2 separate regions of the Homo sapiens genome follow, and region 2 is linked to region 1. A link is an interaction called in ENCODE POLR2A ChIA-PET data of the cell type or tissue named here. Cell type or tissue: K562. All regions are shown on one strand. Each heading gives the region's core, and the rest is flanking DNA. Links, peaks and the distances in the headings are about the cores only.

Region 1 (15,480 bases), core at 4,444-12,443:
AAGCCACTCAGGACACAGTGAATCAGAATGCAAATGGACCGACCCAAATAGGTACCTCCTCCCCATGCTGCTGGGTCCACTCTGTCTCACACATAACCCTCTGTCTTAGAACTGCTATAGAGGACAGAAGGCCTCAGAGAACCAGGAATGGAAGACAGAAGAGAGATTGCCAGGAACCATTTCTAAATTTTAATTCTGTAAGTTATAATCCAAGTTTTCTTTGATAGCAAGTTTTCCCCTGGAGAGACAGGTTAAGGGACCTTTCAGATGACACCTTCTGTCCCTTTCTCAGCGCTAGAAGGTCAGTTCAGGAACCTACTGTTAGTTCCAATGCCCTTGATTGAAGTTAGCAATTTACAGAAATAGACTCAAATCCCCCTTCAAGCTGGAGATCCTGGAGAGAATGCCCAGAGACAGAATGGGCCATCTCCAAGGCCAACTCAAATGCTGCCTGCTCCATGAAGCCCATCTGGAGCTCTCACTTTCAGATCCATACTCCTTCATCTTTTTCTCCTTCTTATTAAGCTCTAGGAGATGTTGTTTTTGGCTCCCTTCACCCTCTGGTGTAGTGATTAACCTCTCCTGTGGCAGATGGCAGACCTCATTGCAGCATCCCTGCAGCCCCATGCAAAGCCTCCCTCCTGTAACAGACACTCAGTAGGCAATTATCGAGTCAAGTATGGTCCCAGAGAATTACTTATGAAGATGACTCCTGCAAAAGTGGTGAGGGATTTTCTGGCACTGTCTTTTCTGAAGTCCCTGCTAGCACATGTTATTGTAATTGTCAGGATGTTCTCCAAAAGGGATAATGGCCTATCCAGAGCTGATACCCAGCCAGTTCAAATCTCTGCTGCATAAAGGCCTACACCTGTTCTGATTAGCCAGGGCCTTCTCCTTGGCCACTCCCACACACTCCTATGGTCTAGGTTCTCTGGACTCCTCACTGCCTTTGCATACTCTCTTCCTTCTTCCCCCATTAGGCAGCCCATATGCATCCTTTGAAGCCCAGCTTAACAGTGGCCTCCTGTGTGGAATCCCTCTGGCCTCTCCTCCCAGCGGAGGGAACACTCTTTCCTCTATGTTCCCTAGCACCCTGCACACTCCCATACAGCCCTTCTTCTATGCTGAGATTGTTTTTGTTCCCAGCCCCCCATCTTATGTGAGCTTACGTTTGACTCGTCTTGGCAGATCCAGCAAAACACATTGCCTGGCAGAAGCAGGAACTCAACAAATGTTTCTTGAATGAATGAATGAATGAATGGGCATGACTCTTGCAAATGTTTTCTAAAAAAGATGGCAAGGAAATCCCCTGAGACACTCAAAATTAACATTCCTATTAGTTTGTTATATACAGATTCATGTCTTGCTTTTTAAATTTAAAAATAATAAGGGCTAGGATTGAGGCCTTGCTAGGTGCTGAGTGTTTTACAAGCATTGTCTTGTTAGAATCCAAACAACCACCTGAGGCAGAGATAATTTTTACTTTATTTTACAGTTGAATTAACAGAAACTGAGAAAGGTTAAGAAATGTGTTCAGATGCATATAGTTGGTAAGTGGGAGTGTGTTTGGCTTGAAAGCCTGTGCTCTCGACTGTCTCACTTTCCATCTAACACACATTACAGTCAGGACATTTTCCTATGTCATTAAGCTATTTTTAATGCCTTTATTATATAAAGGAGAAGCTTCTACACATGACTGACTGTAGTGCCTTATTATTCAAAGTGCGGTGCGCTCACCAGGCACGCTTACCACTTGGGAGCTTGTTAGAAATGCAGGATCTCAGGTTCCGTCCCAGATGTACTTACTTAATCTGAGTCTGCATTTTAGCAAGATCCTTAGTGACATGTAAGTACATTGAAGTCTGAGAAGCACTGGTTTCTGTCAGGAATCAGCAGACCACAGCACACAGGCCACTCTAGCTGCCCCCGGGCCCCCACTCCGTTTCTGTATTGCCCTGAAGCTAAGAATGGTTTTTACCATTTCAATGGTTGATAATTTTTCAGAAAAGGAATACTATTTTGCAACATGTGGAAATTATATGAAATTCACATTTCAATGTCCATAAATGAAGTTTTATTGAAACAAGTTCATTTATTCACATACTGTCTATGGTTTCTTTTGTGCTACAACAGCAGACTTGAGTAGTTATAATGGACTGTGTGGCCCACAAAGATATTTACTATCTGGTTATTTATGGGAAAAGTTGGCCGACCCCTTTCTAACTCTATCCCTCATCTGTCACCCACAGCTCTATGGTTCAGAATGCAAGTGGAAAAAAGGGCAACCGTCATGTCGGAAGACTAAGAGGGAAAGAGCATCCCAGTGAGACCCAGATTTCAGCTGAGGCCTGAAGGCTGAGGGAATCTACCATGGGGTAAAAGTCCAGAGCGTAGAGGAAATGGGGGTGAACATGAGGTGTGGTAAGGCAGGGGTTAGGAGGCAAAACAATGAAAACATGAGAGTAGAGGAGAGTGTGGATGACTTTGGAGGCGGCTCCTCAAAGGTAAGCGTGGAAGTCTGGCCAAGGCCAAGGATGAAAGATCAGTGCAGGTTTTAGCCTCAATTTTTGCCCACAAAGCCTCAATTTTCTTAAGGCTGCTGCAAGCTGAAGGGTTGGGTGGTATCCACGTAGTTGAAATTGACAGACTTTTCCTAATGTCTCCAAGCTGTGAGGGCGACAAGTATTCTCATCCCTAAGAGGAAATGCTAAACTTGATGTGTACAATGATGAAATTAACTAGCTCTCTATCCTGAAATGGAAGCTGTAGCTGCCTGCATAAGGAGCTTGTTACATATGCCAACTCCCAATCCCACCCTGAGACAGTCTGATTCAGTGGGAATTTGTATTTTAACAAGCATGCTACATAATTCCGATCCTTTGAGAAAGACTGCCTCTGTGAATGAGACAACTCAAGCCTCTGGAAGGAGTTAGCTGCAGCTTGAGAAGGTGATGCTTCTAAAAGCAATCGTTTATATGGGTGAAGGTTTTCTGTTTTCTGGAGCTGTGTAAGACTTCAGTAAGAGGCAGTGGCATTAGAGAGGAATTTATAGGCTCTATCTGCTAATGAGCTGGGGGCAAGCAGAATGCTGCAGGCATCTGAGAAACCTGCAGAAAGGCATTAGCTAACAGAGGTGTCTGAGGAGCTTAGGACTGACACTAAGGGTCCTAATCCAAAGAATGCCATCAAGTAAGATGTGGAGCACACGATGGCCAAAGAACAGAAATACCTGCCTCTCCCTAATGATGTGAAGATCTCAAGTGATACTTAACATATTGGGGTGCTCAGAGTTCAGGGTCACCCTAGGCAGGTGGCAGATCTCATATGTACTTGCAGTTGTCTCAGTTTTGTTACATTTCATCCCTACTCCCACCATTCCCACAGTCTGTATGACTGCATATATATAATTTCCCTCAGGTGCTAGATGGGGGCTTGGTACCAAGTAAATTATGACATGGGACCCCAAGGAATCTCTGACACAGGAGAGACACACAATGACAACTTATTTTTCACAGGTTACAAAAATAAAAATATCAGGTGTCATGAATACAAGGCATTGTCTCATGAATTAATAATTTAGTTTCCTAAAAAAGATGGATAGGCGAAAGAAGGACAGGATGGGAAATTAGTGCTTGTTTTAATCTGCTTTGGAGCTGCCAAGGAAAACCAGTTGTCTTCTCCGTTTTTCTGTGCTTCCTGGAAATCATGCTGGAAGCAACCAGATTTGAGGCGCAGCATGAAACATCTGTCCTGTTTTGGCTTCTCATTGAGATGTTCATTCAGCTTTTGCATACAGCACCTTGCTGCCTTGAGACAAAATTTTAAAAACAAAAAAGCATTGCCAGGCTTTTTAAGCTATTGTGCAGGGTTGCTATTAGGAACTCACTGCACTTAGACTCTCCAGCCCACCCAGGAATATAGGTCTGACCCTTAAGGATAGTAAATAAGGGAGTGAAATCCAAGAAAGGCTGACACTCCCTGTGCAGTTATTTTTCAACCCAGAGGCTGCTTCTGCATATGATATCGCTTATGTAACTTTTCTTTGCAAGGACTCCTCTGGTGCCCCAATCTAGCCTCCACACCCATCCCTCCCCATATCATCAGCACAATGACATTTTTGCTGCTCCACCCAGCTGCGAATTTGCCAACAGTTTAAGGATGTGGACATTGAGTAAACAAAGACACAAAATTGAAGTTGGCTTTTGTGCAACTAGCTTTTAGGAGTTGCAGTTCTGTTCTTTCAGGTTTAAAGTTTCAGTGCAGTAGAATAAGACTGCCCAAACAATATTGCAAAGCTGCTTAGGAATTTCCATCACTAAAAATAGTATTATGTTACTTTGGGATAAAAGATTTTTAATTTATAGTGTAGCTCCCATGTAAGGATATGTATATTAACCTAGAACAACCTTGCTAGTTTCCATACGCCAGACTTAAAAATAAATTTATGATTAAAACCTTTTTAAGAATTCCAACAATACTGAGTGACCATCAATTCTTTAGAAAATGGGAACTAATTAATGGAAATTTTCTTCAAAGAATCTGACCTATTAAACATGATATTAAATATTCATCTATTTTAAAAGCTGCAAATGTCAATGAAAAAAATAAAGCTGTCAAATGCTAGGAGCATTTCATTAAGAAAGCAGCTTCAAACATTGATGAGAGTTTTATAAAGTTAGGAACTCTCAAGCTTTACCTCCTAGTGAAGAAGTTACTAATATTGTCTTTATTATAATCAAAATGCCAAAAGAGCAGGAAAACAGCAGTATGGGGCCCTGAATTGAAGTCCCTCTTTTTCCATGTTTCTACTAGCCCAGCCCTTTTGTAAATAAAACCTTTATACAACTAAAGCAGCACTGACTTCAATGGGAAGTTATGATATCAGTGCTACAGTGAAATGGATTGCTACAAACAGAATAAGAGAGGAATAGATTGGATAATCAACACATATAGCAACTCAAAAGGATCGTTTTAGTGATTTCTTTTAATCTTCTCTACTACTAAGTATTTCACATAAGGATGCTTTTGGCTGCAAGTAACAGAATATCCAACTAACAGTGGCATTAAAAAAAGGGGTTCTGGTTTTCTATTGCTATAATATATAACAAACCAAAATTTAGTGGCTTAAAATAACATTTATTTTGTTCCTAGTCTGCAATTTGGGAAGGGCTTGGTGGGTGGCAGCTTGTCTGCTCCACTTGGCACCAGCTAGGGCACTTGAAGACTGGGGCCAGAGTCATCTGAAGGCTGCTTCACTCTCATGTTTGACAGTTCTTGCTGAGAAGACTCAGAGAGCTAGAGGCTGGTACAGCTGGGGCTCCTCAGGCATCTCGATTTCTGTGTGTTCTCCCACATGAGTTCTTCAGCATGGCAGCTTCAATGTAGACTGACTTCTAACATGTCAGCTCAAAGCTCCCAAGGCACATGTCAGAGAGAAGAAAAAGGCAGAAACCGCATCACTTGTGAACCTAGCATGGAGAGTCATGCAGTGTCACATCTACTGAATTCTACTAGTTAGAATCAAGTGGGTAAGGCTGGCCTATATTCAAGGGAGGGTGAATTAGACTTTGCTGGGAGGAGTGTCAAAGAATTTGTGGCCTTGTATTAAACCTACCACAAAGGGATTTATTTTTCATGTATGATGTCTAAAGGGAAGCAGTACTGTATAATATGGGGCTCCATGATCTAATAAAAACCAAGGGTTCATCTGTTCATCTATAATTCTGCTCTACCATTTTTAGATTGGCATATTGTCTCAAAGTTGCAAGCTGACTGCTATAGATCCAGACATTGTAGCCATGTTCAAGACCAAGAGGGGTGGAAAGAATAGTGCCTGCAGTTCTGGCCTCTTTTATTAGGAAATCAAAAGCCGTTCCCAAAACCCACCTCAGCAGAATTCTGCTTATGCCACATTGGCCAGAACTGTTACAAGGCCACCCCTTGCTTCAAGGGAGGTTAGAGCAGTGAATATTCAGCTTCTCCTTTCTCTACTGTAGAGGTCAGCGAGGATGAAGAGAGCCAGAAATGGGCATTGGGTCAGTCAAGCCATGCTTCTGACCTGCAAAGCCTCCATATCAGACCCAAAAATTCACAAGTAAGTAAGTAAGAGCTTCAAAGAACTTCTCTCCCTCAGCCAAGGTTAACTATAAAATGACCCAAATATGCTTAACAGACCAAAAAAAAAATTGGCTAATGAATGGAACTATTTACAACTGTATTTTTGCAAATAGAATCAAAAGCTAGATATTGAATTAAATGAATTGTTTCTACAGTTTAAACAGGAAGCAGAATGGGTTTCCCACAGAGCCATTTGCCGGCAAGATAGGAGGGACAAGGAAGAGGAGAGACCACTGACTTGTGATAAAATGTGAAAGCTGCCCTGCAGATTACCTTGGCTTCAGAGGCCTGGGGCCTAAAAATAATTTGGGGGCAGGGCAAAGAGGAACTCTTCACTTGTAAACCTAACCCAAATTCTATATCTTATTTTATAGAACATTCCTTCTTTTAACCTTGTTACTCACTAGTGAATGGAAACAGGAAAAACATTGTGAGTTGATGGATTTTATCTAACCCATCTGCAACGATTATTCAAATGTAAGCTTTAAAGTTTTATAACATTTAGCTAAAGAAGAATCAAAACTCTTTTCATTGCCCCGTGTAAGCACAAACACTCTCCTCGCCCTGCCAATTTGCCAGTCTACTGTCTCATGCTATGGTCTCATACAAGGATAAAAAAAATCACACCACAGCAGATATTTTTATAGACCCTTCATTCATACAAGCCTTGGCATATGACCGCAACAATAGCTAAAACTGAAAAATGAGACAACTGGATTTACTGACTGATAGTGTCTAGAACTCTCTCCCAGGTAATTTAATAGATGTACGTGAAAATGTGTGCTTTAAGGAGGACGCTGAATGTGAAGAAAGAATGCAACCACAGTGAGAGCTCCAGTACAATCCCAGGCTACAACTTCCAATGTCTGGTTCATCCTCAGAGAAAAAGGAATGAGGAAAGGAAATATTTTCCTTTAAATTGAAAGAACTCTGACATAAGGAAATTAAATAATTGATCCAAAGTGATGTTGCTCCTATTAAACAGAAAAAAAAGCACCAAGGCCTTTGCAAGCACTCCCATTAACAGTTTAATTTAGAATAGAAAGTAATGCAGGTCTTTATTCTAAACAATGGCCAACTTTACCTAACACGAAATAGACTCTTCTTAAACAAAACTCATAAAACATATACTATGGGAGTTACCAACCATTTTCTGAATTATTTATAAGCTAATGCTCTGCTTTCAATGTTTCTATCAGCTGCAAAATTTAATTAAGAAGCAAAGAATGGGCTTATAGAGATCATGACCCTACGTATTTCTTACTCATATTTCAAATTATAATCATGTCATGATGAAGTTTGATCCTCGTGGAGTGTAACAAAATAATATATTTGAACTTTTTATTATTACCAGTTTAGAGACCTACTATAAGATACTTCAGATACTCCCAAACCACATAGCAAAATTCGTAAGTGCAGTAATTACCATAAATGTACTCTGTAACTCTCAAAAGCAACTGCCAACAGTTCTAGGCCCAGGATAAGTGTTCAATTCATACTCATTAAATTTCATTGAATATTCAACATCTTTCACAAACTCATATATAATCTTTGTGTATGAAAATATTTTTGAGATTGAATATTCCCCACACTCATTTCCAACTAGAAATTCCCATTGGGTTTTGAATGAAAAGATTTATTAGATCTACTCAATTAGGTGACAAGATTAATAGTCCCCATTAAACCCTAATTTGCTTTTTATTCCGCAAAGACTAACACAGATGTAAAACAGGTGTTGGCCACTCCCAGAACATATGCCTAAGACAACAAGCAAGCTGAGAGTAATTTGGTACACGAACTGGTTGTCCCTTCCATGCCACCTCTCCATTGACAGTTATGCTGGAAATGAGATTTAACAGCAAAGATTTCTCTTTCCTACACCATGCCCAACTTCCTCAGTGCTAGTAGCTTTGGATGTGAGAGGAAGACCACACACACACACACACACACACACACACACACAGACACACACAGACACACACACACACACTGAGTTTAGATCAACAAGCATATACTGAGTGCCCATTACCAGGTGTCATGCTGGAATTATAGGCACAGGTGGAGCCTCAGGAGTCAAGCTCTCTGAATTCACACCCCAGTTTATCTCTCAGTAGCTGGATAGCCTCAGGCAAGTTCCTCAGCCTTTCTAAGCCGTAGCTGCTTTACCTGCAAAACAAGGATACTAATAACACCTACTTCATGGGAGTTTGTGACTATCAAATAAGATAATTCGTATACAGTTGCCTGGCATCTAGTATGTGCAATAAACTGAGCTATAATCACCACCATCATCATCGCAGCATAGCCTCAGTCTTTATCCCCAGGTAAACTAGGGTGAAAAGACACATAAACAGATTATGCCCATTTTTTGTGAGATGGTAAGTGGACTTCAGAAAAGAGGCACTTAGCTCAACGTGGAATGCAAGGAAGGTCTCTGAGCTGAGAGTCAAAAGGTGAGTAGAGTTAGCTGGATAAAGAGAGTTATTTTGGTCGGATGTGGTGGCTCATGCCTATAATCTCAGCAATTTGGGAGGCCAAGGTGGGCGGATCACTTGAGGTCAGGAGTTTGAGACCAGCCTGGCCAACATGGTAAAACCCCATCTCACTAAAAATACAAAAATTAGCCGGGAGTGATGGCGCACACCTGTAATCCCAGCTACTCGGGAGGCTGAGGCAGGAGAATTGTTTGAACCTGGGAGGCGGAGGTTGTGGTGAGCCGAGATCGCGCCGTTGCACTCCAGCCTGGGCGACAGAGTCAGACTCCGTCTCAAAAAAAAAAAAAAAAAAAAGGAGCATGTTGTGTACAGGAACTGGATGTGGTTTGCTATTACAAGCAAGAAATTCAAGACGGGGAGGGATAGAAGATGAGGCTCATGAGGAAGATAAGGACTAGGTCACAAGAGGTCTCATAGGTCATGTTGAGGTGACTGAATTTCCTCCTTATAGACCAAATTTCCTAAGACAGTTTATAGAAATTTCTAGTGTTCACAGAGGCATTTCATGAAAAATTCCTTGGTATTCCTCAACATAATAGCTTCACTGTGACTTCTTTTTGAAGCATCCTAAATTTCACCCCTTTAGTAATTCACAGTGCATGCGTTAGCATGTTGAAGGCTCTGAGAAGTTTTACAATAAAGGAACCTCTTTGCCTCAATTTAGCTCAATATTTTTTAAATAGATTGTACTTCAGGACACCATTTTTACAGAATGCTGAAAGATATTTTGCCAGATTTTAACAAGAGTAATGAATTGGGCAGTTTAGCTTCATAAAATTGCTCTAGCTACAGAGATGGAGTTTAAAGGAGCACGCTTGGAGAGAAGATGTGAAATGATGGTGAGCCGGGACAGAGAAGACAGAGCAGATTCAAAAAAATATTCAGGAGGTAAAATCTGTAGGTTTTGCTGGTAACAGTGGAGTGAGGGAGACACAACTGTCTAGAATAATACTTGGAGTTCTGGCTTGAGTGAAAACAATAGTAATGCCACTTACTTCAAAAGTAATACAGAAAAACATGATGTTCGGAAAGGAATGAGGGATGGGTAAGGTAAAAAACTTAGTATGAGACATCCATGAGTCTTCCAAGTGAAATAATAGGTAGCAATGCGTCACTAAACCATTCTTCAGTCCTAATCTAAACCAGGTCATCTGACAAGTAATTCCTTTCTCTTCCTTAGGAGTCAAAATTTTTAGGTTAAGATTCCATAATGCATTGTGTTCATTTTAGCAGCAAATTTACTAATAATAAGGTTATTATTTAATCATTAAAACACTCAGGCTTTTCTTAATGCATTCGCAAATTAAAATATGCAAATGTACATATGTAGACAGGTGAATATTGCATTACTCAAGATAAATTACTTAAATTCTCACTTAAAAAGTGAATCTGCAGTAGAGCTACTACCATTATCCAAATGTCACAAATATACCTAAATAGGTTAATTTTTAATATATATTGTAGTGAATCATTTAACAAAACTAATTTTTATCTTTTTTTTCTATCTCAGCTTCTTAAAAGCAAAAGATACATCTTCATCTTTGTGCCCTGAGGGTTCAAAGCAGTTTAAAACACATGGAAAGTATACATTAAAATCTTGTTGAATTAATAAAATTAATTAAAGCAAGTCACAGTAATAAATACAAAATTGACAAGTTTTCAACTCTACTCTGTCACTAATTGATCTCATCCGCCCTCTTCGCTTTACATATGATCTACATGCTAATGATTTCCAAACTGTTATCAGCTCTGCTCTCCTTTTGAACTGTTATCATCTCTGCTCTTCCTTTCAACTTTGAAAGTTGAACTTTCAACTTGAGGCTTATAATTTCAACCTTACTTGACTTTTCCATGTGAATGCTTACCAGAGACCTTAAACTTCATGTGTTCCTGGTAGCATTACTGGTTGCCTACCTTCACAGTATCCTTTCACCTCTTACTTCCTATAAAAATGCCTCCAATTTTGTTCAGTGAGCCACTGTGACCAGCTAAAAAGCTCAGCCTCCCTTGCAGCTGGAATTGGACACATGATATAATTTTGGTACATAAAGTGGAGGTCTGGGGTATAGATTTCTGAAAAAGCTTTTGCTTTCCTGACATAGGCACTACCCCTACTTCTTTCAGCTTTCCCCTTCTCCTGTCTTACATGCAGACCCTATGCCTAAAGCTCAGTCCCTCTCTTACATAGGTGAGAGTGAAGGACATGATAAGGATGCTCAAGGAGAAGAGAGAATGTGCCTGCGATCTCAGTGGCATTTGTGAGCTACCATACCAGCTGGGTCTGCCTATTTTTGACACACTTTTGTGTGGACAATAAATTAATTGATTAATCAAAGAGCTTGTTTGCTTAAGATATGGTTTGTCAGGATTTTGGTTCCTCTGCAGCTGAACACAACCACATATGACATAACATACAAAACAAACATTTTGATTTTCATCTTCAAAGAGCACCTGATGACCACCTCCCCAACCATCTCACAGACCTATTTCTTTCCCAGTCATAAACATGTCAGTTTCTACCATCACCATTCATTTGGTAGCTTAAGAAAATATAAATTTGGGTATGTCCCTGATGCCTCCTCTCTGTCTTTACCTCTAAACTATATCTTCAAACCCATCTTCTCTCTTCTTCCACCACCTAGCCATCCAACCTATCATCATAGCCTCTCAGCTGCCCACTCTGCTGCAGTCTTGACCCCCTGCAATCATCCTCCACATAGCATTCAGAGCAATCATTCAAAAACACCTATTAGGTCACGTCACTCTCAATTTTAAAAACTTCCGATTGCTTCCTATTTTACTCATAATAAAATCCAAGTGCCTAGCTGCAATGGGCTGAATGTGTCCCCCCAAAATTATATGTCAAAACTCCATTGTGATGGCATGTGAAATTGGGGACTCTGGGAGGTAAATAGGTCATGAGGGTATCATGAGAGTCTAGCCTTCATGATGGGATTAATGCCTTTATAAGAAGAGACATAAGAGTGCTTGCTTCCTCTCTCTTTCTCTCTCCACCATGTGAAGGTATGGGAAAAAGAAGTCATCTGTCTTCAAATCACGAAGAAAGTCCTCATCAGGAACCAAATCATCTGCCACCTTGCTCTTGGACTTCCCAGGCTCTAGAACTATGAGAAATAAATTTTTTGCTGGATGAAGTGGCTCATGCCTGTAATCCCAAATTTTTCAGAGGCCAAGGCAGTAGGATCACTTGGGTCCAGGAGTTCAAGACAAGCCTGGGCAACAAAGTGAGACTCTGTCTCTCCAAAAGTCAAAAACTTAGCCAGGCATGGTAGCATGAGCCTGTGGTTCCAGCCTTACAAGAGGCTGAGGCAGGAGGATTGCTTGAGCCAAAAAGAAGAGGCTGCAATGAGCTGTGTTCACAGTGCTGCACTCTAGCCTGAGTGACAGAGTGAGACTGTCTCAAAAAATAATAATAGAAATTTTTTAAAATAAATGTTTGTTATTTATTTTAAAATAACCTGGTCTATGTTATTTTTGTTATAGCAGCCCAAAAAGACTAACACACTAACTATGGCTTACAAAGTTATATGTGGTCTGATCTCATCTTGCACCGTTTTCTCTTTTGCTCACTGCACTCAAGCCATACTACTTTCATTTCATTCCTCAAAGCCACCAAATGTAGTCTCACCTCAGGGCCTCTGTACTTGCTGTTCACTCTGCTTCAGTTGCTTTTCCACCTGGTTCCTCCTCATCATTCAGGTTTCAGCTCCAATGTCACCTCCTTAGAGAGACCTTCTCTGACCACCCCATTTCACCTGTGTTTCATGATCTCAATACCCTATGTTGTTTCCTTCATATGCTCATCTGTCTAAAATTATCTTGCTTATTTACTTGTTACTTTTTTTCTCCTCCTTCTAGATTAAAAGCTTCATGAGTACAGGGACTGTGTATATCTTATTCACCACTCCATTCCCATATCTAGAAAAATATTAGTACAAATTAGGCCCTTGATAAATATTGTTCTTAATAAATAGATTAATTTTTCTAAAAAAATAAATAAATAAAAAATAAAAAAAAAACACACAGCCTTGGATGCTTGGAAATCTGCCAACATGTATGATCCTAGAAACATAATTTTCTTGTCTAAAATCTCCAAGAGCAGAACAGAATTTTGGATTTAAATAAAAGCTTTTTCTAGCATATTTAATTCAGAAATCACCAAATGTACTTAATCCTATTGCTTATCTTCTATCACAGGTAAGTATTTTTGCTTACCACATATATTCTTTAACCAAGTTATGGTAACATAATAAGGGATTAGACCCTTGATACAAGTTGCCAAGTAACCTCATTGAATTTCAACATTTCAGTACATGTCTTTGTAATATTCTGTGTGACAAACTATCAAGTACACAGAAAGCACTTCTGCTGAATACTGAAGTAGCATGGTTGTCTCTACCATAAAATATTCCTGGAGTTGCAAGTTGAACTAACCACTCTTCTAATGAAACACCATTTCACTTGAAAGACCAACATATTCAGATGTAGGTATTTGCTAAACATTTTCTTGAAAATGTACAAAGTGAGGCTGTCACCCCAAAGGAAATATATGGCAATATTTATTGCCCAATAAACCTTTAAGAAACTACCTCTAGTTGAGGTTTAGGATAGTAGATACAATTATCCAAAAAGGTTATTAAAATAGTCCTCTGTTTTCCAGCTACATCACTCTGTGATGCCAGGTTTTCTTAATATTCTTCAATGAAAACAACGTATCACACTATACCGAATGCAAAAGCCAATGTAAGAATCTAGCCATCTTCTACTGTCAGACATTAAAAGGCAAAAAATGTAAAAACATGAAATAATGCTATGCTACTCACTAAGTTTCTCTTGTTTGGAAAAATAAATACATTATTTATAAAAATATGTTATTTACGTTACATGCAATGGGTTTATTATTGTTATTTTAAAATGAATGAATAAATAATTATTTTTAAAATGTTTATAGCATGTTTGGTTGGGCGCGATGGCTCATGCCTGTAATCCCAGCACTTTGGGAGGCCAAGGTGGGCAGATCATGAGGTCAGGAGTTTGAGACCAGCCTGACCAACATGGTGAAACCCTGTCTTTTCTAAAAATATAAAAATTAGCCAGGTGTGGTGACGGGCACCTGTAATCCCAGCTACTCAGGAGACTGAGGCAGGAGAATCACTTGAACCCAGAAGGCGGGGGTTGCAGTGAGCCGAGATTGTGCCACTGCACTCCAGCCTGGGTAACAGAGCAAGACTCTGTCTCAAAAAAAAAAAAAAGAAAGAAAAATGTTTATAGCATAGTTAATATCCACAGATATAACCCAAATAAACAAAAGATTTTTGAGATCCTCAATTATTAAGAGCATAAAGGAATCTTGAGACCAAAACCTAGTACAATAGATAGTTATAACAGAAGTATGTAATAGAAATAAAAATGTATGATAGAATTATATAACAGAAATGCAAATCCTACATTTCTAACAGCATAGATGAAATATTTAATATCTTCATTCCACCACAAAAGAGAGAGAGAGTTCCATTGTGCAATTAAAGTAAAAATTTAAGCAACAGCATCCAGGTTGTGGTGTTGCCATCACAGCAACTAGTGGCTTGCAGGAGTTAAAAAGCTGTCAGGGAACAGTGGCAGGTGGGCTGGTGGTACAGCAAAGAGCCACAGTGACTTGACTGGAAATACGAAAAGATGTAGTGGGATAAAATGCTCAAACACATTATGGGCTTATGTTGGTACAGAGATTTGAACAACCAGGAAAGAACTCTAACACAAGATAACTTTTTTAAGTTCACTTATGTTTTCCCCTTCTGTTTTTCTTCTTTGACATCTGTGCTGCTTTTGCCTGGGGGAAAGTTCAAGGTTGGAATGTTTGATTTTTGTTTTAAAAAACCTGAGGGCACGAAAGAGAATTTAAATAGTTCTGGGGGAAGAATACCCCCTGTCTAAAATGAAAGTCTCTCTGGCTTAGAGGAGGAGTCAGAGTTTAAGGTACCCTGTATTTTGCCTTACTCCCTGGCAGGGCCCCAAGGACACAGCAAGACCTCAGAGAGACAGGCCATTGGTGCACCAAGAGGCGGAACATTAGCCCAGGTTTCCCAACCACAACAGTTCTCATACTCCAGAGGCTAGCACAAAGGCAGGAGAGGGGAGCCTCTTAAAGACCACACAGGGAGAGACAGTGACATCCCAGCAGTAACCTGTGTGGTCATATGTCTGATGCCCTCCTGGGTCTCTGAGATCTCGGCTCTGCTTGAGAGCCTGGAATTTTGACACAGCCCCAGATGGGAAGTACAAGAATGACTGAAGTTGAATTTCTCACCAGACCTATGGAACAGGGGCAGAAAATAATAATTACTTACTGAGCCAAAAGTAGAGAAGAATAAATACCATTCAGCAATAAAAAGGAAGGAAGTACTTAAGTCATGCCACAACATGGATGAACCTTAAAAACATTATGTGGCCGGGCGTGGTGGCTCATGCCTGTAATCTCAGCACTTTGGGAGGCCAAGGCTGGCGGATCACGAGGTCAGGAGATGGAGACCATCCTGGCGAACACGGTGAAACCCCATCTCTACTAAAAATACAAAAAATTAGCTGGGGTGGTGGCGGGTGCCTGTAGTCCCAGCTACTCGGGAGGCTGAGGCAGGAGAATGGCGTGAACCTGGGAGGCAGAGGTTGCAGTGAGCCGAGATCACGCCACTGCACTCCAGCCTGGGCGACAGAGCGAGACTCCGTCTTAAAAAAAAAAAAATTATGCTAAATGAAAGAAGTCAGTCACGAAAAACCACATAGTGTATGTTTCCATTTATAGGAAACATCCAGAATAGGCAAATCTATAGACAGAAAATAGATTAGTGGT
Region 2 (15,480 bases), core at 3,231-11,230, 290 kb after region 1:
GAGAAATAACGTTAACAATCTGAAATCATCCCTGCACAGACTTTCTTGGCTCTTCTTTTCTGCCGTCCTATGAATCACAAATAGAAGTTTAAGAAAGCTGTCAGGTAGGCGCCTCAAATTCATTTAAAATGAGGAATGATGAAAGAATAAGAAAAACCAGCAAATGATAGCTTACTTATTCAGTTATTTGGCTTGATACTGCTTGAAAGTGACATTTCTAGATTAAAGATCTGATAAGCTCTGATAGTTGGGAAATAATACTAGTTATTTCTTGGACACCCTAAGATGTGCCACCATTGCTCTAAGCACTTTACATGTGTTGTTCAACCCTCAGCAATGCTATGAAATAGGGGCTGAGTCTCCTAATAGAGCTAATGAATGCATTATATCAAAAGAATGAAATGTTAAATATAGACACTGGAAAATAAAATTACTTTTGCTTGTATTATAAGTGAATACCTTGAAAGCTCAAAAAAATCTATTAGAAGTATTCAGGAACTTGGCTGGATATAAGATAAGCATGCCAAAAATCAATAGCTTTTCTTTATATTTATAAAAAATACCTACAAGTTGATATAGTAAACACGACAGATAAAAACTAAATGCCTTAAGGTATAAGGCTAAGAAAGAACTATTATAAACTCTTATTGAAGGACATAAATCAAGATCTGAACAAATACACTGGGAAGATAATATCATAAAAATATCAATTCCCCCAAATTAGCATGTTAATGTATAATGATTACAATTTAAATTTCAACTGGCTGAGGCTTTGTTTTTGTTTTTGATTTTTTAATAGACTGGATGTTGGTCTTGAACTCCTGGGCTCAAGCAAGTGTCACACCTTGGCCTCCCAAAGTGGATTATAGGCATGAGCCACCGTGCCAGACTTGGGTGAGGTTTTGAAATTGAAATTAAGCAAAATGGGCCGGGCACGGTGGCTCACACCTGTAATCCCAGCACTTTCGGAGGCCGAGGGGGGCGGATCACGAGGTCAGGAGATGGAGACCATCCTGGCTAACATGGTGAAACCCCGTCTCTACTAAAAATACAAAAATTAGCCAGGCATGGTGGCAGGTGCCTGTAATCCCAGCTACTCTGGAGGCTGAGGCAGGAGAATCGCTTGAACCCAGGAGGCAGAGGGTGCAGTAGCTGAGATTGTACCACTGCACTCCAGCCTGGGTGACAGAGCAAATCTCTATCTCAAGAAAAAGAAAAAAGAAAAGAAATTAAGCAAAATGATCTTAAAGTTCAAGTGAAAGAGTAGAGTAGAACTGAGTCCAGAACTAGATTCCAGTATATGACGTTTATACGTGACAAAAATATATTTCTTTTTCTTTCTTTTTTTTTTTTTTTTTTTTGAGACAGTTTCCCTCTTGTTGCCCAGACTGGAGTATAATGGCACGATCTTGGTTCACCACAACCTCCGCCTCCCAGGTTCAAGTGATTCTCCTGCCTCAGCCTCCCGAGTAGCTGGGATTACAGGCATGTGCCACCACGCCTGGGCTAATTTTGTATTTTAGTAGAGATGGGGTTTCTCCATGTTGGTCAGGCTAGTTGCGAACTCCCAACCTCAGGTCATCTGCCCGCCTCAGCCTCCCAAAGTACTGGGATTACAGGTGTGAGCCACTGTGCCCGGCCGACAAAAATATATTTCAATAGAAAATAGTATCAGTAAAATGCTAGCACAACTAACTATCTGTCTAAAGACAATAAAAGTTCAACCCCTATATCATGCAAAAAGCACTTTCCAGATATATTAAAATGTTTTCAAGCTATAAAGTAAAACAGTAGAAGTCTTAGAAGAAAATCTAAGAGACTAGAAATCTAGAGATAGGGTAGACCTTCTTAGCTAATTTTTAAAAATGAAGCTATATTTAAGATATATATTTCAAGTAAATAATAAGTGTGTGTGTGTGTACACACAGATGCTTCTCAGCTTACAATGGGGTTATGTCCCAATAAGCCCATCAGAAGTCAAAAATGTAAGTCGAAAATGCATTTAATACCCTGATAAATCCATCACAAAGCTGAAAAATTATAAGTAAAACTGTAAGTCACAGACTGTATATATAAATTTAAAATTTGGCAAAATATATTGCAAAGTCAAATTTGGGAAAGTATAGCACAGATAAAAGATTAAACTATTCACGGCCAGGCACGGTGGATCATGCCTGTAATCCCAACACTTTGGGAGGCCGAGGCGGGTGGATCACCTGAGGTCAGGAGTTTGAGACTAGCCTGGCCAACGTGGAGAAACCCCATCTCTACTAAAAATACAAAATTAGCTGGGTGTGGTGGTGCATGCCTGTAATCCTAGCTACTCAGGAGGCTGAGGCAGGAGAATTGCTTGAACCTAGGAGGCGAAAGTTGCAGTGAGCCAAGATGGTGCCATTGCACTCCAGCCTGGGCAACAAGAGTGATACTCCGTTTAAAAAAAAAAAAAAAAAAAAAGGTAAACTATTCAAAAGATAAATGGTTGAAAGATATATAACTAGGCAGTTTAGATAAGAACAAATCCAAATGGCCCATCAACATAAAAAGATGCTCTAACTGTAGCCAGAGAAATACGAATCAAAGTACCAACGAGCCCAACACATGGACGAAAACTTCAGAGAACACTACAGTCCCAGAAGAGAGGTAAAGGGCAAGAAATGAATCATTTATTGCTGATGGAAATGTGCATTGTAGAGCTGATATCTGTTCAAATTAAATATGCATATTTGACCTCAATTCTACTACTGATATCTACACCAAGGAAATGAAAGGAAATGCACAAGATTATTTATTGCCACACTCTAGAAGGAAAAACAGAGTGCATGCCCATCAATAGAATAGTTGAATAAATTATGATTCATGCATAATATAGAACATTATGCATTCATTTAAAAATGAGTTTGATGTTTAAAGGTTGACTTAGAAGGATTCCCGTGCAAAGTGAACAAAACAGAATACCGAGAAGGATGTATGTGAGGGATGCATGTGGGCACCTGGGAAAGGAGATGAAGAAAGCAACTGAAGGATATTTACCAAGTTGTTAATATGCATTACCTGACATGGTGATATAGGAGTAGGGGTGAGGAAGTGAAGGATCTGAGTAGGTGGAAAAAGAAAAGCAAAAGTACAACAGCGGGAGAAAAAACAGGATGACTCGTCTAGAAGAGACATTGTCAGTAACAAGTAAATAACATTTTCTGGAATATAAAAAAAAAAGCTATATGAATGTCATCATTATATGTAAAATATGAATGTAAAATACATGGGAGGATAATATGCATTAATAAAAATTATGGTGCTGGCAACAGTATCATGGATGACTGTATTATTATTTCCTTTTCCTTAACATTGTTATGCTATCTTTGAGTAAAATTAATTTTAGAAATTTAAAAATAATTGTCATTATACTTAAACCTTATATTTAAACAAGAAAATAATTCAAAAAACCAAAGCAGTTTAACTTTCTTTCATTACCTGAAATTCAGCCTTTTTACACAGCTAGAGAACTTCAGTTGATCTTGTGAAGGACAAAGAAGCAGAAAGACTTCTCTAGGATGTTGGGTTTCCTAAAAGTTAAACTCAATCATTTAAAGTTGCAAATAGGTAGGCAGGATGGATTCTGAAGCACAGATTTCCCAAATGCCCTTTTTGCAGCAGATTCAGCTTCTAAACAAGTTTCAAGGGCAATGTTCATGATAGACGCAACTTTTTCTTAACATTATATTGCATTGTCAATATGTATTCCATCATTTTATGCTTTTCAATGCACTTCCATTTATAAAAGCCGCATAGTTTGCTCTTATATGCCAATATGTTTGTAGCTCAAAATATACTTGAAATATTTTAAGTCCGTTTGTGCTCTTGATTTATGAACTAAATATACTACATTTTCCATTGTTAAAATAACACCTTGGCTAGGTGTGGTGGCTCATGCCTATAATCCCAGTGCTTTGGGAGGCTGAGGCAAGAGGATCACTTGAGCCCAGGAGTTCAAGACCAGCCTGGGCAACATAGGGAGACTCTAGCTCTACAAAAAATTTAAAAATTAGCTGGATGCGGGGGCACATGCCTGTGGTTCCAGCCACCCAGGAGGCTGAGCCCAGGAGATCAAAGCTGCAGTGAGCCATGATCACGCCACTGTACTCCAGCCTGGGCAATAGAGCAAGACTCTGTCTCAAAAAAAAAATTAAAGACACCTTGAATATTCTGTTGTTTTTAAAGAGCAGATTCATAGGATCATAGATGCATGACGCATCTTCTTAAAGATACATTATCATAGATCCTCTAATTAGAAGATATTCACTTATAGACAAAGATATATATATATATATATATATATATATATATATAATTTTTCTTTTTTTTTGAGATAGAGTCTCGCTCTGTCACCCAGGCTGGAGTGCAATGGCGCCATCTCAGCTCACTGCAACCTCCGCCTCCCAGGTTCAAGCGATTCTCCTACCTCAGCCTCCTGAGGAGCTGGGATTACAGGCACGTGCCACCATGCCGGCTAATTTTATATTTTTAGTAGAGACGGGAATTTACCATGTTGGCCAGGCTGGTCTCGAACTGCTGACCTCATGATCCGCCACCTTAGTCTCCCAAAATGCTGGGATTACAGGCGTGAGCACTGCGCTCAACCTATATATATATATTTGAGATGGAGTTTCGCTCTCGTTTCCCAGGCTGGAGTGCAATGGTGCAATCTTGGCTCACTGCAACCTCCATCTCCCGGGTTCAAGTGATTTTCCTGCGTCAGACTCCCAAGTAGCTGGGATTACAGGCACACACCGCCATGCCTGGCTAATTTTTGTATTTTTTAGTAGACACGGGGTTTCACCATGATGGCCAGGTTTGTTTCGAACTTCTGACCTCAGGAGATCCACCCGCCTCAGCCTCCCAAAGTGCTGGTATTACAGGCATGAGCCACCACACCCAACCATATATATATCTTTAAAATGATTTATTTAGTTTGGCTTCCTCTTAAAAAACACCAGATTTTTGTTTGTGTATAAGTAGCAGTGATATTGCAAAGGAGTTAAATATCAGCAATGCGAAGCAAAACAGTGCTTTGAATGTATTTTAGGAGGAAACTGCAAAATATATATGTTTGGTTCAGATAGACCAGGTAGCATAAAAGATAGAAGAAACTGTTAAATTTCAAAAAGTTCATGAGTCAGGGGAGGAAAAAAATATTTGAGCCTGGAATGTGTAAGTTGTGTATGCCCTCAAAAACTCAGGTGTGCTATTTGAACTTCATGTATAGGAGAAAAGCTAATGGAAGGATTCAATAAGACAGATACGATTCTAGGAAAGGATGTGGTTGTGGTGATTATAGCAGGAAGCCATTGATTAAGTACATTATGTCTTTTCAGATATGGTTTTTTTTGGGGTGGCGAAGTGTCTGCTTTGAAGAAAAATGCATTACTTTAAGGTCAAACGGGGTCAGAGTTTAAATGTGGAGCCTGGTTGGTACTTGTTAAATTGCGTGTCTTCCCAGTTAAGCAGTGTGATGTAGTGGGTAGGATCATTGTCAGTTAACTTTTGGTGAGTTATTTCACCTCTTTACACTGCAGTTTTCTCTTCTGTAAAATTGAGAGAATAAGAATATTATCCTGAAAAATTTGCCCTGGGAACTAAATAATATTTATATAGCAGTTGAGATGTCATGCAGAACAAAAAGACTCCTTGAATTGAATTCTGGGTCCCCTACTTACTCTATGGAACCTTAGACAAATTATCTCTCTATGCCTTTGTAATTTTATGACAGAAATAATAGTACCTACCTCATAGATTTATTGTGAGGATTAAATTAGTTAACATACATAAATTGCTTAGGACAGGATTGGCATAGTTGGCATATAATAACAACTCAATAAACATTGGTTAATATTATAATGCACAACATATAATAAATATTCAATAAGTGTTTGCTATTTTATTCAACTCCAAGAAGGCAGGGACCATATCTATTTTATTCACATTCACCTGTTGACACTTGGTAAGTGCTCAATAAATTTTTCTTGAATGAGAAGGTCATTTTCAATCAATACACTTGCATACAATTTCTCAAAAATGACTCTAACAAGATTAATTTTAAAAATTCATCAGATTATTTTTTCATTTTCATTACATTCACATATAGATATTTCACAGTACTCTCTACCACTTCAAATGATGTCTCTATCATCATAATCTTGTGGTGTTTAGAAACAGGAAGAATCCTTGAACAATTTATTTTTTATAGCTTCTTTTCTTAATTCTTTCAAACTGTGTTCAATTTGAAGAGGAAAATAGAATGGTGAAGTATAAAACTTTCTAATTTCAAATTACTTATATTACTGAATTGTGATTTAAATGCTGACATCTGGGAGATTTTTAACATAAAATCATAAATACATTACTGCTTCTTAGAATTCTAATGCTAAGAGTTAGTTTTCATTGTGGCTTATGCTTCCAATGTCTTAAGCATAGAGTAGCTAGTGAGATTTTTGAGGTAGTGGTGAATTTGCTGACAAAAAGTTTGCCAGACAAATAAATCAATTGCAATGACTCTTCTTCACAGACATTTCAAGCCTCATCAGTAATGGAAATGATCTTGGGGCAACTGAAAAACTAAAATCATTATCCTCTGTTGATATAGGACATTATTCAGCTAAACCACAAAACTATTATTGCAACTTATGCATTTTGCTTTCCTGTTTTCACGTACTTCTCTGCTTGGCATAGAAATCCTGTAAATCCAACACACATCCACGTTTCTGTAAAGTGATTTATTAGGGCCCTTGGGAGAGCACTGTTTTGCTGTTTTCTCTAACTAGAACAATTTATACTCTATTTATATTTTATTATGCAAAGAATGTAGCTGGCATGAACCTTAACCCAAAAATCTGAGCAGACAAGAAAAGTCACATTAAAATTTTTCTCTTTTGTAGTTGTAGTTCTGACTGAGCCCTCATTCTGCCTGATTTGATGGGTTGAGGGCAGGAAATTCAACCTCACACATCATAGGGGCTGTCTCCTCTTCTCTAGGGTTTGCACAAACATTGGGGGGAAGGAGGCGTGGCTTCCGTGCTGCTAAGACACAGGAAAAGGCTTTTAGCTTTCAGTAGATTCTATCTACCTAATGCAGGTCATTGTCCAGGCCTCAGTGTTTGTCTGAAGATGGAAGGCATGTGCTATTCACATCCTGAATTAAGTAGAAGAGGGTGGGAGTGAGGCGGGGTGGGCCTGAAAATACAGAGAAAGCAAACAGACATCATTATCTGAATAAATAACTTTTTGAAAACAATGTAACAAATAATTAAAAATTTGAACGGATAATCAGTTACCATATATATATATATTATATATATTTATATATATATATAAAATTTTTAAAGCAAATACATTTATTTAAGAATAAAACATTGGCGCTGGGTGCGGTGGCTCATGCTTGTAATCCCAGCACTTTGGGAGGCCGAGGCGGGTGGATTACCTGAAGTCAGGAGTTCAAGACCAACCTGGCCAACATGGCGAAACCCCATCTCTACTAAAAAAAAAAAAAAAAAAAAAACTAGCCGGGTGTGGTGGCGCATGCCTGTAATCCCAGGTACTTAGGAGGCTGAGGCAGGAGAATTGCTTCAACCTGAGAGACAGAGGTTGCAGTGAGCCGAGATCGCGCCACTGCACTCCAGCCTGAGCAACAAGAGCAAAACTCCGTCTCAAAAAAAAAAAAAAAAAGAAAGAATAAAACATTGGGCGGGGCACGGTGACTCATTCATGCCTGTAATCCCAGCACTTTGGGAGGCTAAGGCAGGCAGCTTGCTTGAGCTCAGGAATTTGAGACGAGCTCAGGATTTCGAGACCAGCCTGGGCAACAAAGTGAAACCCAGTGTCTACAAAAAAATACAAAAATTAGCTGGGCATAGTGGTGTGCACCTGTAGTCCCAGCTACTTGGGAGGTTGAGGTGGGAGGATCGTTTGAGCCCAGGAGGAGTCGAGGCTACAGTGAGCCATGTTTGCGACACTGCACTCCAGCCTGAGTGACACAGTGAGATCCTGAGGAAGGGGAGGGGAGGGGAGGGCAGGGGAGGGGAAAGGAGAGAAGGGGAGAAGGAAAGAGGGAAGGAAGGAGGGAAGGAAGGAAGGAAGGAAGGTTGGAAGGGAAAGACAGGAAGGAAGGAAGGAAGCAAGGAAAAAGAAAAGAAAAGAGCATTGTTCAGGCACAAGGCCCTCAAGTTTGGTTTGTTTTTTTTAAAAAAAGAATAAAACATTGAAGAAAGAAAAAAGAAAAGAAAAGAAGGCAAAAGAAAGAAACCCAGCCAGGCATGGTGGCTTATGCCTATAATCCCAGCACTTTGGGAGGTCGAGGTGGGAGGATCACCTGTGGTCAGGAGTTCAAGACCAGCCTGACCAACATGGAGAAACCCCGTCTCTACTAAAAATACAAAATCAGCCAGGCATGGTGGCGCATGCCTGTAATCCCAGCTACTTGGGAGACTGTGGTAGGATAATCGCTTGAACCTGGGAGGCGGAGGTTGCAGTGAGCTGAGATTGCACCATTGCACTCCAGCCTGGGCAACAAGAGCAAATTCCATCTCAGAAAAAGAACAGGGGAGGGGGAGGGGAGGGGAGGGGATTGTTCAGGCACAAGACCTTCAAGTTTGTTTTTTTTTAAAAGATAAAACATTGCCCTGCACAACAATGTGAATGTATTTAATGTCAATGAACTACAAACTTAAAAGATGGTTAAAATGGTAAATTTTATGTACACATTACCACAATTTTTTTAAAGTAAATTAAAAGAGCTGGTCAACATCCAGGGAGGAAAAAAAAAGACTAAAACATTGCCGACCATGCGCTAATATCAATTTGCAAAATGTAAGTTTTACTAGTAATAGATTTTAAGTAAGAATATATATATATATATATAGAGAGAGAGAGAGTTTGTTTGTTTTGTTTTTGTTTGTTTTTGAGACAGGGTCTCGCTCTGTCGCCGAGGCTGGAGTGCAGTGGCGCGATCTCGGTTCACTGCAACCTCCGCCTCCAAGGTTCAAGCGATTCTCCTGCCTCAGTCTCCTGAGTAGCTGGGATTATAGGCATGCACCACCACACCCGCCTAATTTTTTATATTTTCAGTAGAGATAGGGATTCACCATGATGGCCAGGCTGGTCTCAAACTTCTGAGCTCAAGTGATCTTCCCACCTCGGCCTCCCAAAGTGCTGGGATTACAGGTGTGAGCCACTAGGCCCAGCCAATTCTATTACTTTAGATAAAAAGAATATTACTAAGTTATAATAGCATGTTTGCAATGTTTTGAGCTCAAAGAGGAAAATTCCCCAAATATTAAAATGAAAAAAATCACACCATCTTATATCTGAACAAGCTGTTAATAGTCTAAATACTTAATTTTGTTTTATATAAGCTTCTGTGTATCCTACAACTGTATTCAAGATTTTCCACTATCTTTTGAACATGGCAAAAGTATTTAAGCACCTGCTATAACTTAAATCACTAGACACACATCTGACTCACTGGAATTCTTAATGAACTTATTAAAATATTTATTTGAATTTCAATTGGATCTTGCTATGAAAATATATTGCTTTAAATAAAGCAAGGCATAGTGGGCCGGGTGCAGGGGCTCACTCCTGCAATCCCAGCACTTTGGGAGGCCGAGGCAGGAGGATCACTTGAGCCAGGAGACCAGCCAGCCTTGGCAACATAGTGAGACTCTGTCTACACACACACACACACACACACACAAAGGCTTTTGGTTTTTTGTTTTTTTTAATTAGCCAGGCATTGTGGTGTACACCTGTAGTCCTAGCTATTTGGGGGACTGAAGTGGGAGGATCACTTGAGCCCAGGAGGTCAATGCTGCAGTGAGTCATGATTGTGCCACTACACTCCAGCATGGACAACAAAACGAGACCCTTTCTCAAAAAACAAAACAAAACAAGGCATAGCCAAAGTCTCACCTAAGATGAGCACTATGAACTTTGGTATAATTTTTGTTCAGTATTGTTTTATACATTTTACATTGTTTCTGAGCATACTGATATATATAATATGGCAGTCTGCTTCCCTCATTTAAAGTAAAACATAAACATTTCCAAGTTATTACAAATGCTCTCTAAACTCCCTTTTAATGACTGCATAGCAGTCTATGACATGGTCTTGCTTTATTCCTCTTCTGCTTCTACTTAGTAGGAGCAGAGAAAATATGCCAAATGACTGTAGAATGTTTGGGGAGCTGTAGTTGAATATAGCTGGAATACAGAATTTGAGGCAGAGATAATAACAGGTAAATCACGTCCTGAAGGCTGAGTGTAGTAGTTTAAAGTTAAAATTGAGACTGGGAAGAAACTGAAAGGTGACAGTCAGATTTGCATATTTAGAAGATCATCCTCTTAGCAGTATAAAGAATGGAATTCGGTTGGAGGACCTACCTTAGAACAGTGAAGAGATGATGAGTTGGGACTGGAAATGAAGAAGGTAGCAATGGAAATGGGAAGACATATTTGAGATTTGGTGACAAAGTAGATGCAGGGGATGAGAGAAGAATAATTCAATTGACAAACAGAGAGATACAGCACCAAACAAAGATAAATATCTCTGCCCTCGTGGAACTTTAGTCCTACTGAGATTAAATTCCAGATTTTTGGCTAACTGGATATGGCCACTTGCCAAGACTAAAAAAAAAAAATATACAAGGAGAAGCAGGGTTGTTGTTGTATTGTTGTTTTGGTGAGGAGTGAGGGAGGGGCAGGTCTATTGAGTTCATGTTTAGAGTTAGAACATGTTAAGTTTCAGGTACCTTATATCTTCAAAGTGAATGTGTCTAGTAAGCCACCAGACGCATGAGTCTGGAATATAAAATTGAGATATGGGCTAGAATATAGATTGGAAATCTATTAGGAAACTGTCAGTAGTTTGAAGCCTGAAAATAATGCAGAACTGAGGAAGACAGGGCTTGGGTCTGAACTCTGGAAAAGATTAATTGATGTTTAAGGTAAAGGCAGATTTATAGAGCTCATAGAGAAGACTAGCCAAGAGAAGGCGGAGTGGACTAGGAGAAGCCCACTAACAAAATCATGACACCAAATGGCATGGGGGTACTAAGGAAGAGAGTGGTGAATGGTGTCAAATATTCTGGAGATGTTGAGAAATGAAAAATAAACTTTTCCTGGCAGAGATCATTGGTCACCTTAGTTAGTTTTCATTTACCAGTGAAGGTTGAAGTCAGACAGCATTAGGTCACCTTGTAAATGTAAATGGAGACAAAAAGGAAATATGACTCTTTCAAATTCTTTTGGTAAATTATGAATGATGTAGACAAATAATTTTGAAATGAAAAGATGTTCATGTTAAGTGAATAAGCAGATTGTAGAACAGTTTTACAATATAATTCCATTTGTTACAGTTTTCTGTTGCTACATAAAAAGCTACCACAAAATGTAGTGGCATAAATCAATATATTATTCACTCTCTTTGTTCTGTGGGTTAACTGGACTTAGCTGGGTAATTCTTGATGAGGGTATTTCGTGGAATTGTAGTCAGCTATAGTTAATGGAATCATAGGATTCTTTAATTTTTTCCTTTTGTTTATGTCTATTATCTTTTTGTAAGAGATACTTATACTGGATTTATAGTAAGAAAACCACTACTGGCTATTTACAATTTAGCAAAACAGATGTTTGGTTGAGAAGGGAATGAGAGAAAAAACAGCAGCTAGAAAGGGGCATCAGGTGAAAGGATGCTTTCTTTTGGAGGGGGTCTGGGGAAAGGACAGTTCAGCAGATTTTGAAACTGAGACAAAGAGACCTCATATACCATCCAATGTGATTAAGAAATACTTAGTAACATCTATGTAGTATTCCTGCACTCTGCTTTCCCCTCAATGTATTTTAAAGTGTTTATTGGCTGGGCGCAGTGGCTCACGCCTGTAATCCCAGCACTTTGGGAGGCCAAGGCAGACAGGTGGATCGCTTGAGCTCAGGAGTTCAAGACCTGCCTGGGTGACATGGCAAAACCCTAACTTAAAAACAAACAAACAAAAAAATTAGCCAGGCATGGTAGTGCACACCTGTAGTCCCAGCTACTTCAGGGGGCTGAAGCAAGAGGATCGCTTGAGCTGCAGTGAGCCATGTTCACACCACTGCACTTCAGCCTCGGTGACAAAGCAAGACCTTGTCTCAAAAAAAAAAAAAAGTTATAATGAGGAAACAATCAGAAATCCAAATGACTAAAAGAAAAAAAAAGTCTGGGGTACTATTCTAAGTTAAAGTAGAATAAAAAGACATGACAAATGCATAATCCAATATTCGATCCTATACTGGAGAGGGGCAGTTATAAAGGACATTATTGGGACAATGGGGGAAATTTGCATACATTAGTTGTGGCATTCTGTCACTATTAATTGTTCTGAGTGTTTGATTTGCTGTGACTAGGTAGGAGAATGTCTTGTCCTTGTTTTAGGAGTGTCAAATAAAAAAAGCTTCAACAAATCAAATTTTAAAGATTTAATTGGCTTTTACTAGAGATTCATGAATCAAGCAGCATCCCATCTACAAAATAGACAGAGCTGAGCAGAGGAGGTGTGCTTTATAGACATAAAAGAGCTGAAGAGGCAGGGCATGGTGGCTCATGCCTGTAATCCCAGCACTTCGGGAGGCCAAGCTGGGCGGATCATGAGGTCAGGAGTTTGAGACCAGCCTGGCCAACATGGTGAAACCCTGTCTCTGCTAAAAATAAAAAATTAGCTGAGTGTGGTGGCATGTGCCTGTAGCCCAGCTACTCGGGAGGCTGAGGCAGGGGAATCGCTTGAACCCAGGAGGCAGAGGTTGCAGTGAGCCAAGATCGCACCACTGTACTCCAGCCTGGGTGATAGAGCGAGACTGTCTCAAAAAAAAGAAAAGAAATGGGCTGAAGAAAGCTGAAATAAGGAAGAAAAAACAGGTTGATCATTTCAAAGCTACTTTCACACATGAGGTCAAAACAGACCTTAGTGGCTCAGGTAGACTGAGCCTCTTCTGATTAGTTGCCGTGAATCTCCTGTTTTTTGGAAAACTGGCCCATTCTTATGTGTGTGTGTGTGTGTGTGTGTGTGTGTGTGTTTCTTTTTCTTTTCTTTTTTTTTTTTTTTGAGACGGAGTCTTGCCCTGTCGACCAGGCTGGAGTGCAATGGTGCAATCTCAGCCTACTGCAACCTCCGCCTCCCAGGTTCAAGCAATTCTCCTGCCTCAGCCTCCCAAGTAGCTGGAATTACAGGTGCATGCCACCACGCACGGCTAATTTTTTGTATCTTTAGTAGAGATGCGGTTTCACCATGTTGGCCAGGCTGGTCTCGAACTCCTGACTTCATGATTTGCCTGCCTCGGCCTCCCAAAGTGCTGGGATTACAGGTGTGAGCCACCGCGCCCGACCTCTGACGGTGTCTTAACTGTGTTGCCCAGGCTGGATGGGCTCAAGCAATCCTCCTATCTCAACCTTCAGAGTAGCTGAGACTACAGACACTGTTTTAAAGTACAGTTTGATTACATGGATTTGGCATGAGCTCAGTCCAAAGCAATGCTCCCCACATCAATTTTATTTAACAGAAGATACATGCTGAAAAATTTAGGGGTGAAGTATCATAACTACAGCTAACTTTCACATGGTTCAGCCAAAACCAAAAAACAAAAAGACAGCAATTGTGGTGAAATATTGTATGTTGAGGTCTACTGTACTATTTTTTTTTTTTTTTTAGACCAAGTCTCGCTCTGTTGCCCAGGCTGGAGTGCAGTGGCGTGATCTTGGCTCACTGCAACCTCTGCCTCCCAGGTTCAAGTGATTTTCCTGCTTCAGCCTCCCAAGTAGCTGGGATTACAGGCACTCACCACCATGCCTGGCTAACTTTCTTTTGTATTTTTAGTAGAGGCGGGGTTTCACCATGTTGGCCAGGCTGGTCTCAAACTCCTGACCTCAGGTGATCCGCCCACCTTGGCCTTCCAAACTGCTGGGATTACAGGTGTGAGCCACTGCAGCCGGCCTTACTGTACTATTCTTATATAAGCTTTTCTGTAGGTTTGAAAATTTTCAAAATAAAAAGTAGGGAGGGGGTGAGCAAGGTGGCTTATCATCCTAGGACTTTGGGAGGTCGAAGCAGGAGGATCACTTGAGCCCAGAAGTCCCAGATGAGCCTGAACAACATAGTGAGACTCCATTTCTACAAAAACATAAATTAAAAAAATTAGCAATTAGCTAGGTGTGGTAGTGCGAGTCTGTAGTCCCAGGTACTCAGGAAGCTGAGGTGGGAAGATTGCTTGAGCCCAGAAGACTGAGGCTATAGTGACCCAAGATTGCGCCACTGAACTCCAGCCTGAGTGATCCAAAGAGCCTGTTTCTTTTTTCTTTTCCCTTTTTTTTTTTTGAGACGGAGTGTTGCTCTCTCGCCCAGGCTGGAGTGCAATGGTGCAGTCTCGGCTCACTGCAACCTCCGCCTCCTGGGTTCAAGTGATTCTCTTGCCTCAGCCTCCAGAGTAACTGGGATTACAGGGGTCCATCACCATGCCTGGCTAATGTTTATATTTTTAGTAGAGATGGGGTTTCACCATGTTGGCCAGGATGATCTCGAACTGCTGACCTCGTGAGTCGCCCACCTCGGCCTCCCAAAGTGCTGGGATTACAGGCGTGAGCCACTGCACCTGGCCCAAAGAGCCTGTTTCCAAAAAAAAAAAAAAAAAAAAACTTGGGGTGGGGTGGTGGGGGTACAAATAATGATATTTGATGCCTCAGCTGTTGGGGATAAGGGAGGTGAAGGATGCTCTGGAGCAAACAGTTGGAGTTTGAGTGTCTTTGGGAAAGACGCTTCCTGGCCTTCAGCTCCTGAGGAGCTGTGCTATCCCAGACCTTTTCTCCAGTTTCTTAACAATTCCAAGATCTCCTGATGTGCTTCCAGTAAATTCCCTTTTGTTTAAGTTAACCATAGTCAATTTCTGTCATTGCAACCAAGAATACTAAACATAAAGCTACCATGTATACAATATACACCACATAAGAAATTTATTCCACATCCTTTTAAGGTAATGAAATGAATATGTTTTGAAATTTTGGCAGGGTTGCTATGGTGTTCATGCCTACTAATTAAATGTGTCAAAAGTGAAACCCAGTGCACTTTCCAAAAAGTTTTCCATCTTTGCATATGAACTGAACACAGGGCTAATTTTTTTGCCCCAAACACAGGGCTAATTTTTATTGTGTGCTTCATGGTCAATCACCTCAAGTACACTTCAAGTATACTACACGAATAAAACTCATTGGAATTCAACTGCTGAGGGACACAGAGCAAGAACATGAACCACAGATCATACTTTGAATAAACTTGCCCCAGCTCTGATTAGGACTACATTTCACTTTCCATAAGAAAAAGTGAACTTGTATACAGGAAAATTAGGAGGTGGGAGAATGAGACCATGCCAGGGCATTATTCTTCAGAAAGGTTATTAAAGGAGAAAAGT

The links. ChIA-PET counts read pairs that join two places held together with the same protein. Peaks named below come from ENCODE experiments on the same cell type or tissue, not always from the same donor. Only the 100,000 strongest peaks of a DNase experiment are listed, where the experiment ranks them.
Region 2: POLR2A ChIA-PET joins it to region 1 with 5 read pairs; 6 of 35 experiments call an interaction of 5 or more read pairs at or near these places.

The regions. Positions count from the first base shown.
Region 1 is chr12:68,375,320-68,390,799 of GRCh38, forward strand. No RefSeq gene overlaps it. Among named protein-coding and RNA genes, the nearest start is that of MDM1, 51 kb to the left of the region's middle. In K562, for the core only: no CTCF peak of the experiment used is centred there; DNase peaks (open chromatin) are centred at 6,362 and 8,982.
Region 2 is chr12:68,668,595-68,684,074 of GRCh38, forward strand. It overlaps RAP1B (RAP1B, member of RAS oncogene family), which reads left to right. Exons shown (of 8, transcript NM_001010942.3): 8 at 1-3,307. It overlaps LOC100507250 (a long non-coding RNA gene), which reads right to left. Exons shown (of 3, transcript NR_038930.1): 3 at 5,777-7,227. Among named protein-coding and RNA genes, the nearest start is that of NUP107, 11 kb to the right of the region's middle. RefSeq lists a silencer at 11,826-11,939. In K562, for the core only: no CTCF peak of the experiment used is centred there; a DNase peak (open chromatin) is centred at 7,087; H3K4me3 peaks cover 662 bases.